2 separate regions of the Homo sapiens genome follow, and region 2 is linked to region 1. A link is a contact called in ENCODE Hi-C or POLR2A ChIA-PET data. All regions are on one chromosome and are shown on one strand. The core of a region is the stretch at or near the end of the contact, and the rest is flanking DNA. Distances in the headings are between cores, read along the strand shown. Region 1 overlaps MYH11 (myosin heavy chain 11). Region 2 holds the start of ABCC1 (ATP binding cassette subfamily C member 1 (ABCC1 blood group)).

The links. A loop is a pair of places that touch in the nucleus more often than their neighbours do. ChIA-PET counts read pairs that join two places held with the same protein, here RNA polymerase II (POLR2A). Pooled maps may share reads with other maps.
Region 2: a loop to region 1 is called in a pooled map, with 2.7 times the contacts of the local background. The contact joins the promoter of ABCC1 here to the enhancer-like site in region 1. A Hi-C loop is called at or near these places in 2 of 168 maps with a recorded cell type or tissue (IMR-90 and OCI-LY7), 1 of 37 single-sample maps with no recorded cell type and 2 of 50 pooled maps. POLR2A ChIA-PET finds 5 or more read pairs at or near these places in 3 of 52 experiments (K562, Panc1 and WTC11).

The regions. Positions count from the first base shown.
Region 1 is chr16:15,786,584-15,794,095 of GRCh38, forward strand. MYH11 (myosin heavy chain 11) reads right to left here. Exons shown (of 41, transcript NM_002474.3): 5 at 47-149. Among named protein-coding and RNA genes, the nearest start is that of MYH11, 67 kb to the right of the region's middle. Within about 2 kb of position 3,960, at least 2 of the 41 ENCODE cell types and tissues checked have a DNase peak (open chromatin) inside an H3K27ac peak, as active enhancers do.
Region 2 is chr16:15,948,366-15,955,877 of GRCh38, forward strand. ABCC1 (ATP binding cassette subfamily C member 1 (ABCC1 blood group)) reads left to right here and starts at 1,251. Exons shown (of 31, transcript NM_004996.4): 1 at 1,251-1,434. The coding sequence starts at 1,387. LOC107984869 (a long non-coding RNA gene) reads right to left here and starts at 806. Exons shown (of 3, transcript XR_001752339.2): 1 at 426-806.

The sequences.
Region 1 (7,512 bases), core at 2,710-5,209:
GACCGGTTGGCTAAATCATGGCCTCTGATTGGGAACTGCCACTCACCGTGATACTTGTGTCTTTCTTGCCCTTGTGGGAGGAGGCCACCACGGCCAGGTACTGAATGACCTTCTTGGTGTTTTCGGTTTTCCCGGCTCCAGACTCGCCTCTGAAAGACACGGGAACATCATCTATGCACACGTTCCATGGTGACCTTTCCGCAGTTCCATGAGCCAGGCAGGACAATAATGATCATCACCACCATTTCCCAGAGGGTGAAACAGAGGCTCCCAGAGGGGAAGTAACTTGCCCAAGGCCACATCTCTGGTAGTGAGCGGAACTGGGTCCCCAGCCTAGGTCCAATGCCCAATCTATTCCTTCCAAGAGGACATAGAAAAGAATTCAGATACAAAGAGTGAAAAGGTGGGCCGGATGTGGTGGCTCATGCCTGTGATCCCAGCACTTGGGGAGGCTGAGGTGGGAGGATCATTTGAGCCCAGGAGTGTGAGACCAGCTCAGCAACACAGAGAGACACTGCCTCTAGAAAAAGATTTAAAAATTAGCCAGGCATGGTGGCACATGCCTGTAGTCCCAGCTATTTGGGAAGTTGAGGCAGGAGGATCACTCGAGTCCAGGAGTTCAAGACCAGCCTGAGCAACACAGCACAACCCTGACTCTATAAAAAATAAGAAAAATTAACCAGGCTTGGTGGTGCATGCCTGTAGTCCCAGCTACTCAGGAGGCTGAGGTGGGAGGATGGCTTGAGCCCAGGAGTTTGAGGCCACAGTGAGCCATGATCACACCACTGCACTCCAGCCTGGGTGACAGAGCAAGACCTCATCTCTAAAAAAATAGAGTGAACAAGAAAACCTTAGTTTTCTTACATAGGTCCAAACAGGTTTATTTGGAATTATCTACTTTTTTTTTTTTTTTTTTTTGAGATGGAGTCTCACTCTGTCCCCAGGCTGGAGTACAGTGGCACAATTTCAGCTCACTGCAAGCTCCACCTCCCTGGTTCTCCTGCCTCAGCCTCCCAAGTAGCTGGGACTACAGGCACCCACCAGCACACTCGGCTAATTTTTTGTATTTTTAGTAGAGACGGGGTTTCACCATGTTAGCCAGGATGGTCTCGATCTCCTGACCTCGTGATCCGCCTGCAGACATCATTAGCATTGCTAGAAATGGAAAGACCAGGCACAAGGCAGCCTTCAAGAAAGGATGTAAGTGCCTCTGGAGTACCAGGACCTAAAGTTTAAGAAGCTCCCTTATGGAAAGAAAAATTTACCAAAAAACCGGTTATCCCATTGGTCACTGGGCAGATGCAAGCCCCTTTATCCTCTGAGGAATCCCACCCCATGTATCAGGAAGCTGGCTGATGATCTCAGCCAAGTATCTAAGAATAAACCCAGTTGAAGTAATTCACACTAAAGTGTAAATGACTGATATGTTTAGATCAGCACGACATGGTTTGTCGTATCAAAAAAGTATGTCCTCCTGGAATATGAAGGTAGATCTTTTTTTTTTTTTTTTTTACCAAGATGGCTTTCGTGCACTAGCTGCCTGTTTTGGCCACCAGAAATCATCACAATGGAACCGCTCCATCCAGATACTGCCTCTATGTTCCACCACTCCTAGTGAAAGATAAGGACAGTGCCTTGACCAAAACTTCACTTGTTTATCGTCTTCTTCTATTTTTCAGTTTACTTTTGTTTTTTGTGTTTCCTTTCTTTGCCTTATCTCTTTTATTTTCTGAGCTCACTTAATACTCTAAAATATAAGAGAGTTTTTTTTTTAAGTTGAAAAAAGAATTTGTTCACCCCGAGGTCAGCCCAAGGTTCTCTGTGCTGAACCAGTGCCACCAAAGCTAGTACAGTCTCTGCTCTTCTTCCTAATTAGGAAATAAAGAAATTAATTTTCTCTGCCAAAGGCCCATTAATAACTTGGCTCATGGCTTAAAAAAGAAATAGAAGAAAAGAAAAAAGAAAGAGAAAGAAAAAAAAAGTGCCCCAAATTGCTGTGCCTAATCCTACAGGTCCCACTGTCCAGAAATCAAGTGTCTGATGGCCAAGAATGATGAAACATCTTGCGGTGACTTTGTGTGGTCCCTTCCCTTCCTAGAGGCCTTCCTTCCCAATGGCCACATTATTTCACATGGCCTCAGAGGCAGTTTATGAAATGGGGACCATGAAGGCATTACCCCATTTCCCCAGAAGGGGAAACTAAGACCAGAATATATGTGTGTGTGTGTGTGTGTGTGTGTGTGTGTGTGTGTGTGTGTAAAAGAGGAGAACTGGCCAGGTGCAGCAGAGAACTGGCCACGTTTATAATAGCAGCTACTCAGGAGGCTGAGTTGGGAGGATGCCTTGAGGCCAGGAGTTTGAGAGAAGCCTGGGCAACATAGCAAGATCCCATCTCTTAAGACAGAGAAGAATTGGCGTTTGTCATTGGGGGGATATAGGGGGAAGGGTCCCTTTGCTAAATGCTCTACATGAATTATTTCCTTTATCCTCTTCCTGCTTCCATGTTATTATAGAAGGAAGAGTCTTGCCCAGAGTGGGTAAGCAATTTTCCCTAGGTCACACAGCAAAGAAGGGATACAGTCAGAATGGAAAGTCAGGTCTCTGATTCTAATGCAGTCAGAATTCCTTTTACTACATTTCACCAAGTTGTTCCATGACACAGGCCCAACCCTCTAGGGACTTGCTTTCTAAGGCCAGAAGAAGGGCAGGGGAAGGGGAATTGATATTTGTTGAAGGCCTGCACAGTACTAGGCTTTGGGCTCACAGATCTTTTCATTTACTCTACCCAGCAATCTAATGAGAGAGTTATTAATTATCCCCATCACCCATCCGGGGAAACTGAGGCAAAGAGAGGTTTGAAGTAAATTGCTCCAGCCCACAATTGCTCCTGCTTTCACACAGATAGGAAATGGAGGAGAAGCAGGATTTGAACGTAGGTCCACTTGACACCAGGGCCCATGTTCTGCCTCCTACCCTTTTATTTTAACAAATCAGCAAAGAGAAAAGACAGAGTGAAGTCCCAGCCCCACTCCACTGGAATTCTGCCATATATTCCAGGAGGCTTTACTTGCCCCAATCAATGAACCAAGCCACTCAGTCATTCACACCTAAGTATGAATTACTTCAATCAGGCTAACGTCAGAACCTTGCTTGACTTCATTCTAAAGTGAAGGGGTTGGATTCTGATTAAAGCAAGAGAAAGGAGAGAAATTTTTGGATGTAGGAAACCACTTGCGTAGGTGGTCATGAACCTATTCAGATCCAAGACAAGAATCAGGACAGCAGTGTGCACAAACAACATGTGTGGATCACACTCTTCATGCTGACAAACCAGTGCTCCTAGACTGCTGCTGCTCACTTCTCCTTTCCCACAATAGTTCCTTCCTTTCCACCCTGGCCTTGAACCTCTCTCACCTCCTCCCTTTTACAACAAAGACATCACCGGGTGTGGTGGCTCACGCCTGTCATCCCGGTACTTTGGGAGGCTGAGGCGGGTGGATCACTTGAGGTCAGGAGTTCAAGACCAGCCTGGCCAACATGGTGAAACCCTGTCTCTACTAAAAATACAAAAAGTAGCTGGGCATGGTGGTGGGTGCCTGTAGTCCCAGCTACTTGGGGAGCTGAGGCAGGAGAATCCCTTGAACCCAGGAGGCGGAGATTACAGTGAGCTGAGCTCGTGCCACTGCACTCCAGCCTGGGCAATAGAATGAGACTCCATCTCAAAAAACAAACAAACAAACAAACAAACAGACAGACAAAAAAAAAAACAAAGACATCAATGTGCCCTATCCGTGGCTATGGTCTCCCACTTTGCCTGGGATGGGGAGTGGGACATAAACTCTGGGCATCTACCCCTTCCCATGTTGCTGCTGGGCTCCACTGTTTCCAAGTTCTGTTGAGAAAAATAAATTGCCCTGGGAGGTTCTGCCAAAGAAAACATCCCAAGCTCCAGGCTCGTGGGCGTCTGAAGGTTGATGTGCTTAGAGCTGGTTCTAGAAACATTCATAGCTTGGCTTTTCTGACCCCTGACCTCTAGGGGTGAAGATGCCTTCCTGGTCTGAGCACCCTAAACTCCTTTCTTATTTCTTGGGGAATTTGGTACTGAGCTCCCTCTTCCCGGAGAAGGACCAGACTCATGACCACGTTATGGCCTCCTGGCCTTGTAACTACCCCAGTGCCAAGTCCTTTTAATCAGTCCAGCCCCAGCAGCTGGGAAGAACCACCCAATGGCCACTTAATCCCCCAGCCAGGCTGGCTTCATGAGTGTGACCTGTACCGTCTCACAGGGACCACCCTGTGCTTCATACTCTAATGTTGCCATCTGGAAATTCTTCCTAATTCTTTATAAACGCTCTGCATTTTTTTTCTTTTCTTTTTTTTTTTTTTTTTTTGAGACTGACTCTTGCTCTATTGCCCAGGCTGGAGTGCAGTGTGTGATGGCGGCTCACTGCAACCTCTACCTCCCAGGTTCAAGTGATTCTCCTGCCTCAACCTCCCAAGTAGCTGGAACTACAGGTGCCCGCCACTATGCCTGGGTAATTTTTATATTTTTAGTAGAGATGGGATTTCACCATGTTGGCGAGGCTGGCCTCGAACTCCTGACCTCATGTGATCTGCCCGCCTCAGCCTCCCAAAGTGCTGGGATTCCAGGTGTGAGTCACTGCACTCAGCCAGCATTTTCATTTTGCAAAATTCTACAAATTCTGCAGCTGGTCCTGGCTCCCAGGGTCGAATATTGCCAAGTCCATTGCAGCCTGTGGTTTGCCACTGGTAGGAAAGCCAAATTGTCTCTGATGAACCTCACAGCTATTCAGTCCCTGGTCTTTATGTGACTGGCAAAGCACCCTGGCATTTTGTACTGTACAACTCCTACACGTCCTGCAAAACCCCAGGCAGAAGCAACGCCTCTCTCCCCTATAGCATCAATTGGCAGAATAGCATAATGGGCTCCAGGACCAGGTTGCTCAAGTTCAAATCCCTCCTCTGCCAGTTACCTGGGTGACCTTAGGCAAGTCATTTAGCCTCTCCATACCTCAGTTTCTTTACCCCATTATAAAATGGGTATAATAAAAACACTTACCTTGTATGATTTTTTTTTTTTTTTTTTTGAGACAAGATCTCACTCTGTGGCCCAGGCTGGAGTGCAGTGATGCAATCATAGCTCACTGCAGCTGAGAATTCCTAGGCTCAAGTGATACTCCTGCCCCAATCTCCCAGGTAGCTGGGACTACAGGTGCACACCACCACAGCTGGCTGATTTTTAAATTTTCTGTAGAGACAGGGGTCTCGCTATGTTGCTCAAGCTGGTCTCGAACTCCTGGTCTCAAGTGATCTCTAGCCTCAGCCTCCCAAAGTGCTGGGACTACAGGCATGAGCCACCATGCCTGACCTTTTATATGATTCTTATGAGGATTAAATGAGTGAACATTTATATAAAATGCTTAGAACAATGCCTGGTATGCCAAAATGTTAGTTATTATTACTTTTGTTTTTTGAGACAGAGTTTTGCTTCTTGCTCAGGCCGGAGTGCAGTGGCACAATCTTGACTCACTGCAATCTCGAACTCCTGGGTTCAAGTGACCCTCCCACCTCAGCCTCCTGAGTAGCTGGGATGACAGGCATGTGCCACTACACCTAGCTAATTTTTTGATTTTGTGGGGTCTCGCTAAGTTGCCCAGGATAGTCTTGAACTCCAGGCCTCAGGCAATCCTCCTGCCTCGGCCCCCTAAAGTGTTGGGATTACAGGTGTGAGCCACTGTGCCCACCTATTATTACTTTTATAACCACTGCTTCCACAGAAGTTATATATTGTTTGTATAATGATTTTCAGCATTCATCCTATCATTACAATATAAATAATATTCACATTTTCCCACTGTTTAAGCTAGGAGTTAGCAAACTCTTTTTGTAAAAGGTCAGACAGTAAATATTTTAGACTTTGAGGGTCACGCATTCTTTGTCACATCTGCTCAGCTCTCCACTGCAGCACAAAAGCAAATACGTAAACAAGTGGGTGCGGCTGTGTTTCAATAAAACTTTATCTGGAACAGACAGACAAGGGCCTGATTTGACCCACTGGTTAAACTTTGTCCTTCCTTGGCTTGAGTCCCTTAGCACGTTCTCATCCATTTCATTTATTTATTTTATTGTTATATATATTTTTTGAGATGGGGTCTCACTGTGTCACCCAGGCTGAAGTGCAGTGGTGCAGTCTTGGCTCAGTGCCAACTTTCTGCCTCCCAGGCTCAGTGAACCGAGATCCTCCTGCCTCATCCTCCTAAGTAGCTGGGACTACAGGCACATGCCATCACGCTCAGCTAATTTTTGTTTTTGTAGAGAGGGGGTTTGGCCATGTTGGCCAGGCTGGTCTTGAACTCCTGAGCTCAAGCGATCAGCCTGCCTTGGCCTCCCGAAGTGCTAGGATTACAGGCATGAGCCACCATGCCCAGCCTGTCATCCATTTTAGACGAAAGTTTAAACTCCTCCCCAGGGCCTGGAAGCACCCCCTTACCTCTCTCTAATTTTATGTGAAACCACCCTCCTCCTCTTACTTTAGCCCCCTGATCACACAGCTCTATCTCCAGCCAGGCCCATGGCCTCTAATTAAACTGATTATACTGGATGGATTACATGCTAGACAAAATACAACTCAGGCCTAAAAATTACATTTATTCAGCTTTCAGTTTCCTTCCTTTCTTGTCTTCCTTCCCTTCCTTTCCTTCCTTCCTGTCTCTGGGTCTTGCTCTGTTGCCCAGGCTGAGGTGCAGTGGTGCCATCATAGCTCACTTAGCCTCTAACTCCCAAGCTCAAGTGATCCTCCCTCCCCAACCTCCTGAGTAGCTGGGACTACAGGCATGCACCATCCCACCTAGCTAATTTTTAAATTTTTTGTAGTAATGGGGTCTTACTGTGTTCCTCAGTTTGGTCTCAAACTTCTGGCTTCCAGCCACCCTCCCGCCTCGGCCTCTCAAGGCCCTGAGTTTCCAGGCATAAGCCACCACACCCAGCCAATTTTCAGTTTCTTTTCTTTTCTTTTTTTTTTTTTTTTTTTTTTGAGACAGAGTCTCGCTCTGTCACCCAGGCTGGAGTGCACTGGCGTGATCTCAGCTCACTGCAAGCTCCGCCCCCCAGGTTCACGCCATTCTCCTGCCTCAGCCTCCTGAATAGCTGGGACTACAGGCACCCGCCACCATGCCCGGCTAATTTTTTTGTATTTTTTTTAGTAGAGATGGGGTTTCACCGTGTTAGCCAGGATGGTCTCGAACTCCTGACCTCGTGATCCACCCGCCTCGGCCTCCCAAAGTGCTGGGATTACAGGCGTGAGCCACGGTGCGTGGCCAATTTTCAGTTTCTTTTCTTTTCTTTTTTTTTTTTTTTTGAGACAGAGTCTCGCTCTGTCACCCAGGCTGGAGTGCAGTGGTGCGATCTCTGCTAACTGCAAGCCCCGCCCCCCAGGTTCACACCATTCTCCTGCCTCAGCCTCCTGAATAGCTGGGACTACAGGCACCCGCC
Region 2 (7,512 bases), core at 1-2,500, 160 kb after region 1:
TGGGGTTGTGAGGATTGCACAAGTTAATTTGTGTAAATTGCTAAGAACACAGCCTTAGGAAGCCTTGTCACTGTGAATGCATATTAATTTTTTTTATTATTATTTTTTGAGACAGAGTCTTGCTCTGTTGCCCAGGCTGGAGTGCAGTGGTGTGATCTAAGCTCATTTCAACCTCCGCCTCCCAGGTTCAAGTGATTCTCCTGTTTCAGCTTCTCAAGTAGCTGGGACTACAGGTGCCCGCCACCATGCCCGGCTAATTTTTGTGTTTTTAGTAGAGACAGGGTTTTGCTATGTTGGCTAGGCTGGTCTTGAACTCCTGACCTTATGTGATCGGCCCGCCTCGGCTTCCCAAAGTGCTTGATTACAAGCACGAGCCACCATGCCTGGCCTACGATTATCATGTCTCCAGGCTTCAGTTTCCTTACCTCTGAGGTGAGGATCAATAACCTGGTTATTTCTAAGTGATGCTTAAAGAGGTTGAGAAGAAGCAAAGGCGCTCTGCACACAGGTGAGGTCAACAGCTGTTAGTGATGGAGACTGGCGCCGTCTGGGTCATCAGTGCTCCGGAATCAGGCTGCTCACGGGTTTGAATCTCACTTCCACTTTCACTCCTTATTAACTGTGTGACCTCGGGCAAGTCACTTCGCCTTTCTGAACCTCAGTTTCCCCATCTGTAAAAGGTAGGTGAATAACAGTATTCACCTCCTTCTGTGTGACTCAGCTTTGGAGTCAGCGGACCGGGTTCAAATCCCAGCCCTGCAAGTGATTAGCCAGGTGACCCTGGGCAGAGGGAATCACTCAACCTCTCTGCACCTGGGTTTCTTCCTTCATGAACGTGGAGACTTTACAGGATGAAATGAGGGCACAGTTAAGGCGCCCGGTACACTCCAGGCAGGTAGGGGGCTCCGTTCACGTTATTTTCCCCTGGTGACGGATACTGTCCTTAAACAGCATTTGAAAAGTGGTCGCAGGGTGTGTGGCCCCAAAGATCCCAGGCGCTTCCGGAAGGCGAGCCAACGCTCCCCAGGCCCGTCCGCGAGCGGGTGGGCCTAAGCCTTGGAGGATCTGGGGTGGGGGTGGCGCGGGGTCCAGGCCCGGGGCGCCGAGAGGTGGCTGGTCCGGCTGCCCACGCCGAGACGCGCGAGGTGAGCGGGCGCCGGGGCGGGGCGGGGTGGGGCGGGGCCGCCGCATCCCCGTGACGCGCGGGCCAACCAGGCGGCGTTGCGGCCCCGGCCCCGGCTCCCTGCGCCGCCGCCGCCGCCGCCGCCAGCGCTAGCGCCAGCAGCCGGGCCCGATCACCCGCCGCCCGGTGCCCGCCGCCGCCCGCGCCAGCAACCGGGCCCGATCACCCGCCGCCCGGTGCCCGCCGCCGCCCGCGCCACCGGCATGGCGCTCCGGGGCTTCTGCAGCGCCGATGGCTCCGACCCGCTCTGGGTACGTGCCGGGGGCCGCGTGAGGCCGGCGGGACGGAGGGAGGCCGGCGGGGAGGGAAAGCACCGGGCCCGCAGCCGCCCGGGGCACCCCGCTCCCCGCTCTGCTGCCGGCCTCGGGGGCCCGGGACCCTCACGTCGCCCGCGGCCCAGCCCCTTTCGGGGGTGCAAGGCATGGGGGAAACTTGGGTGACTCAGTTCCTGCGGAGCAGAGCGTGGGGGGCCGCGTGCCCAGCCCTGGGGTTTTGGAGGGTCGGGTCGGGTCAGAGCCGCCGTGAGGAGGCCTTCCTGTTTTGGGGTTCCCGTCTGTAAAAACAACCTTCCAGGGAAGGGGACGCTAGAGATGGGGGGCGGGAAGAGGGGTGTCTCTCTGCTTCTGTTTTCCCATCTTTTTTGTGGTTAGGGTCCCCCCTTTTCACGAAAAATACTCCGTGACCAACGGGGTGAGCTGGGGAGGGGCTTAGATTGTAGAAAGGGACTTTCATTGTCTCCCCAAAGTTGTCGTACAAGCCACATTACTCTTCTGTGGTTACCTAGCTTTGTTTTTTTTGTTCTTTCTACTTAGATACTGCGGGGGAAGTTTGGGGGAACCAGGGAAGAAGGGGGATGTCCACCCTTGATGTGCCCTACCTGACCCTCGGCTCGGGGCAGACTTGGGGTGCAGCTGAGGACGCCCAGGACCCTGGTAGCTGTGGTCCTGCCCTCCCTTCCCTGCAACACGTGGAGCTCCTCTCTGGGGATGCCCCTTAGATTTAACCCCGGCAAGTTTTCTTCTGTAACGTGGCCTGCGGAGCCTGACTGGGTGTCTGGAGTCCACTTGCTGTGGTTTAAGCCCCAGTCTTTTGGGCTTCAGCTTCTCCGTAATGCGATTTGCCTCTTTGTTCCAGGAAGGCAGGCACTTCTGTCTCGTGCTGTCTTGATTGTTGGTGAACGCAGTAGGCAAATCTGGACACGACTGTTTCTCTCTCCTCTTTTGTTTAGGAATCAGGAGAAACAGCCTTGGTTCTTAGGAGCTGGTGATCAGCTTCCAAAAATACTTTCTTGTCCTGTTTTGCCGGCCTTTCCTCGAGGGTTGCATTTGGAGTGTTGAAAAGTCATCCTCCAGGGCCCCATTGGAGGGTTTGGTTTTGTTTGTTTGTTTTTTTTAGTAGGGTATCATTGTGTTTAATAACCTACCACACTTTGATATATCTCCCATTTTAAGCCAGTGGGGTTGGAGAGTAACCCCAGGGGTGGAAATAGAACACAGACTTTGCCTTGAGGGTCTGGGGGTGATTGGAGCCTCTTTGCAGATGGACTTTCTTTAGCAGGGGAAAACCTGTGGCTTCCTTGTTGCCAGGTGTAGTAACAGCAAGATTATTTTTTGCAAAGATTCACATGGTGATCTGGGTTTGTGTTGCTGTGAATTCCAGAATATTCTCTTGTTTATTTTCTTCTGAATTGAGGAGGGGGCAAAACAGGGTGAACATCCATGAGGTTTTGTATCAGGACGTATTTTATTGATGGCAATTGGTAGTTGATGGCTAATGAGTATGTTTGGGGTGCGCTTTGTTTATCTTAAGAAACTCATTCACGAAGTCCAGTTGTAATATTTTTTAAAATTTTTATTTTCTTTTTTCTTTTTATTTTTTCCTTCGTTAAGGACTTTCTGCCACAGAAATTGCCAGGTGGTTGGGTTTTGCTTGGGGGTAATTGTAGCTGATCTCTGCCTCTGGTAGGTACCCCATCCCCGTGTTTGACCTTGCGTATTTCTGCTGTCTGGATTCCAAGACTTGTTGGAGGTGCCTTGGAACCAGAATTTGAGAGGAGGCAACTGGGGCCTGAGTGGGAAAATTGAAATATAATTAACTGAAAGCTAGAAAGTAGGTAGTTGTTGCTTTTTTCTTTTCTTTTTTTTTTCTTTTTCTTTTTTGAGACAGAGTCTTGCTCTGTCACCCAGGCTGGAGTGCAGTGGCACGATCTCAGCTTACTGCAATCTCTGCCTCCCCGGCTCAAGTGGTCCTCCTAACTCAGCCTCCCAAGTACCTGGGACTATAGGCGTGTGCCACCACGCCCAGCTAATTTTTGTATTTTTTATAGAGACAGATTCGCACTATATTGCCCAGGCTGGTCTCCTACTCCTGGGCTCAAGCGATCCTCCTGCCTTGGCCTCCAAAAGTGTTGAGATTACAGGCATGGGCCTCTGTGCCCGGCTGTTTTTGTGTTTTTCAAGGTAGCGTGTCCGAGGCCAGGAGCGACTGGCCTCCCAGGCAGTCAGATAACTGTGTGACCTTGAGCAAGCCACTTTCCCTCTGTGTGCCTCACTTTCCTCATCTCTAAAATTGGACAGGAGCCAAAAATGTGGCAGCCTTCTTGGGTTGTTGCGAAGGGTCAATGAGTTAATCTTGTAAGTGGCTCAGCTTGTGCCCTGCACGGAGATAAACAATGGTTAGTATTAAATATTATTTTTTCCAAAGATGAAGTTGTGTGTTTTAAGCTCCTTGTTCTTCCTTTGGATTCCCCTTTTCTTCAGCTGGTGGAGATGGGATTGGGCTGTGAAAAGGCAGTGAGGCACCCGTGCCTGGCTCCTGTTGTGACCAAGGTCATGTGCTTAGAAGTCAAGGTCAGTGGGCCTCGGGTGACTCTGTCAGAGCTTTGTTTCTGGGCTACTGTCTGCCTCTGAGCCGCAGGAAATGTCCAGAAAACCCAGAAGATGGAAATGGCCCATGATAAGTGTTCTGTTGACCTTTACTCAGACAGATGCTCTGGGAAGAGAAAAGGAGAACTTTGCTATCAAAACGGAAAATAGGGCCTGAGGACAGGTCACAGCAGCCCTTGGCTTTCTTTTCTCATGGGGGTGGGACTGGTAGGAGGCGCTGCTTTGTGGTTGATATTGGCATGATGGTTGGAAAAATGGGCCTGGGACTTTTTGTGAGTTCATTAAAAAAAAAAAAAAAAAAAAAAAAAAAAGCAGGCCGGGTGCAGTGGCTCACGCCTGTAATCCCAGCACTTTGGGAGGCTGAGGCAGGCGGATTGCTTGAGGTCAGGAGTTCGAGACCAGCCTAGGCAACATGGATTGACCCCCGTCTCTACTAATAATACCAAAAAAAAAAAAAAAGCCTGGCATGGTGGTGTGGCACCTGTGGTCCCGGCTACTAGGGAGGCTGAGGCACTAGAATCACTTGAAGGCTGTGGGGGTGGAGGTTGCAATGAGCTGAGATCACGGTCACTGCACTCCAGTCTGGGCCACAGACTGAGACCCTGTCTCAAAAAAAAGAGGGCCGGGTGTAGTAGATCATGCCTGTAATCCCAGCACTTTGGGAGGCCAAGGCAGGCGGATCACCTGAGGTCAGGGGTTCAAGACCAGCCTGACCAACATGGCAAAACCCCATCCCTACTAAAAATACAAAAATTAGCTGGGCCTGGTGATTCACGCCTGTAATTCCAGCTACTTGGGAGGCTGAGGCAGGAGAATTGCTTGAACCTGGGAAGAGGTTGCAGTGAGCTGAGATCACATCACTGCACTCCAACCTGGGCGACAGAGAGACTGTCTCAAAAGAAAAAAAAAATTGTGCTTCAGGCCCTGTGTAGAAAAATTGGAAATTATGGAAAAGCAGAGGAAACAACTTGGTATTAAGCAGTATAGTGTGGTGGCTCAGAGCAAATTCGCCTCTGCTGCTGAGGCAGGTTACGTCATCTCTCCGTGCCTCAGTTTCCCTATGTGGGATAACGTAGTACCTAGTGAATAGCGGTGACTTGAGGAATAAGTGAGTTAATCCTTAGCAAGGACTTAAAATGTTGCTGCTTGGCACACAGCGCTCAGTAAAGATCAGTGGTCGTTGCCACCTGGAATTCTCCAGTTAATTTTTGCTGTTGCACCAACTGCCACTGGAGAAGACCAGAAGGAAGCTGCAGGTGTGTGTCACCGTCGATGGAGTGAGCTGGTCCCAGGGTTGATGTGCACCTCTGAGATGCTCTGTGGCATCCACCAACTCAGTAACCCCCTGAATATCTGACTTAGCCGCCAAGGAAGAATATCTTAGAAGCTATTAGGAATTCCTCTTGGGGCTAGGTCTGGGCCTTGGAGTCAGTCTGATCCCTGGTTTAATTCTTCCCCTTGGCTCAACAGCAGTGTACGACGAGCCAATTTTTCCCCTCCTCCAAGTGTGGCTTTGGTTTTCAAATCCATCCCTTAGCCTTCTCCTACTTCCTCTGTTTTCCCCTCCCCACCCTTTTTTTTTTTTTTTTTTTGAGATGGTGTCTTGCTGTGTCGCCCAGGCTAGGGTGCAGTGGTGTGATCTCGGTTCACTACAACCTCTGCCTGCTGCGTTCACATGATTCCCCTGCCTCAGGCTCCCGAGTAGCTGGGATTACAGGCGCACAGCCACCATGCCTGGCTAAGTTTTGTATTTTTACAAAACTTTACAAAACCCCCATAGAGACGGGGTTTCATCATGTTGGCCAGGCTGGTCTTGAACTCCTGACCTCAAGTGGTCAACCTGCCTCAGCCTCCCAAAGTGTTGGGGATTGCAAGCGTGAGCCACCGCGCTCAGCCTGTTTTCCCCCTTTTTGGCTGCCCCTCCTTCCAGACCCTTCCTCTCTCCCTTCCTTATGGAGTGTTAGAGTGGAAAGGGATGTCAGATCTTGGGGGGCCCTCCTCTCCACCCACCCCATTTCGTGGATGTGGACACTGAGGTCCAGGATGGTGACATGACAGGGTGCAAGGTGGCAAGGTGAATGGCTTTGGGAGGAGATGAGGGTGACCCGGGAGAGGCCTGGGCAGGAGTGGACTCAGGGGTTCCTGGTCCAAATGGGTTCGTGATTCAGGCCAATCAGGAGCGGATTCAGGGTTCCTTGGCCAAATGGAGCCACTGCAGCCACAGGGGCCCTGCAGAAGGCAGCTGCAGCCGGTCCCTTTGGCCAAGACTCTCCTGAAGGGTCGTGTTCTCTTTCTCCGAGGACAAGTTCCATTTGTGATAGCCTGGAGGGGGTGCCTCGCCTTTGGGACCTGGTGGTAGATGGGGGGGAAGAAAACCTTTTCTGTTTGTGGACACAACTTTTAGGAACTGATCTCTCTATGTGGGTGTCTCCCACTGACCATGTTCCTAAAGAACGTGAGCTTCCTCTTCCCATGTCAGTCTCCAGCTTTGACTTCTCTTTTTCTCCTCCCATTCCTATCACATCTGTCAGCAAATCGTGTTGCCCGTTGCCTCAAACGGGCTGCTTTTCATGGCTTCCCCGACTTCCACTCTGGCTCGAGTCATCGTTGGCCAGTTTCTGGATTTGAACAGTCACCTCAGTCCAGGCGCCGTGGCTCATGCCTGTAATCCTGGCACTTCGGGAGGCCAAGGCAGACGGATCATTTGAGGCCAGGAGTTTGAGACCAGTCTGGGCAGAATGGTGAAAACCTGTCTCAACTAAAAATACAAAAATTAGCCGAGCCTGGTGGTGGGCGCCTGTAATCCCAGCTACTTGGGAGGCTGAGGCAGGAGAATCGCTTGAGCCCAGTGGGGTTGGAGGTTGCAGTGAGCCGAGAGTTCGCCACTGCGCTCCAGCCTGGGTGACAGTGAGACTCTGTCTCAAAAAAAAAGAAAACAGCCACCTGTTCGCTGCTGTGCCTACTCTGCCCTTGACCCCTACAGTCTAGTCTTGGCCCAGCTGTCCCTCTTCTACTAAAACCCTGCAGTAGTTCCTTGAGGGTACAAGCCAAAGGGCTTACAGTGGCCTCGAAGGCTGGGCAGCATCTGTCCCCTTGGCCTCCCTGACCTCTTCTCTGGCTGCTTTCTGTCTCACTCTCCTCCAGCCACACTTGTGGCCAGGCCTGTCCCTGCCTCAGGGCCTTTGCACTTGCTGTTTCTCCTACCTACTATGTCCCTCACCTTCAAACTTTGTTCAGGTGTCACCTCAGGCATCCCGTTCTTTCCCTCCACTAGCAAATCTCTGTCCCCCATCTACACCCCCAGTAGCACTTACTGCCTTCTAATACACGTAATATTTTGCTTAAGTATTGTGCCTACTCTGTAAACTCCTACCAAAAGATCGGCTCCATAGGGGCAGGGATTTTGGCCTGTGTTTGTTTACGGCTGTAATCCCAGCACCTAGA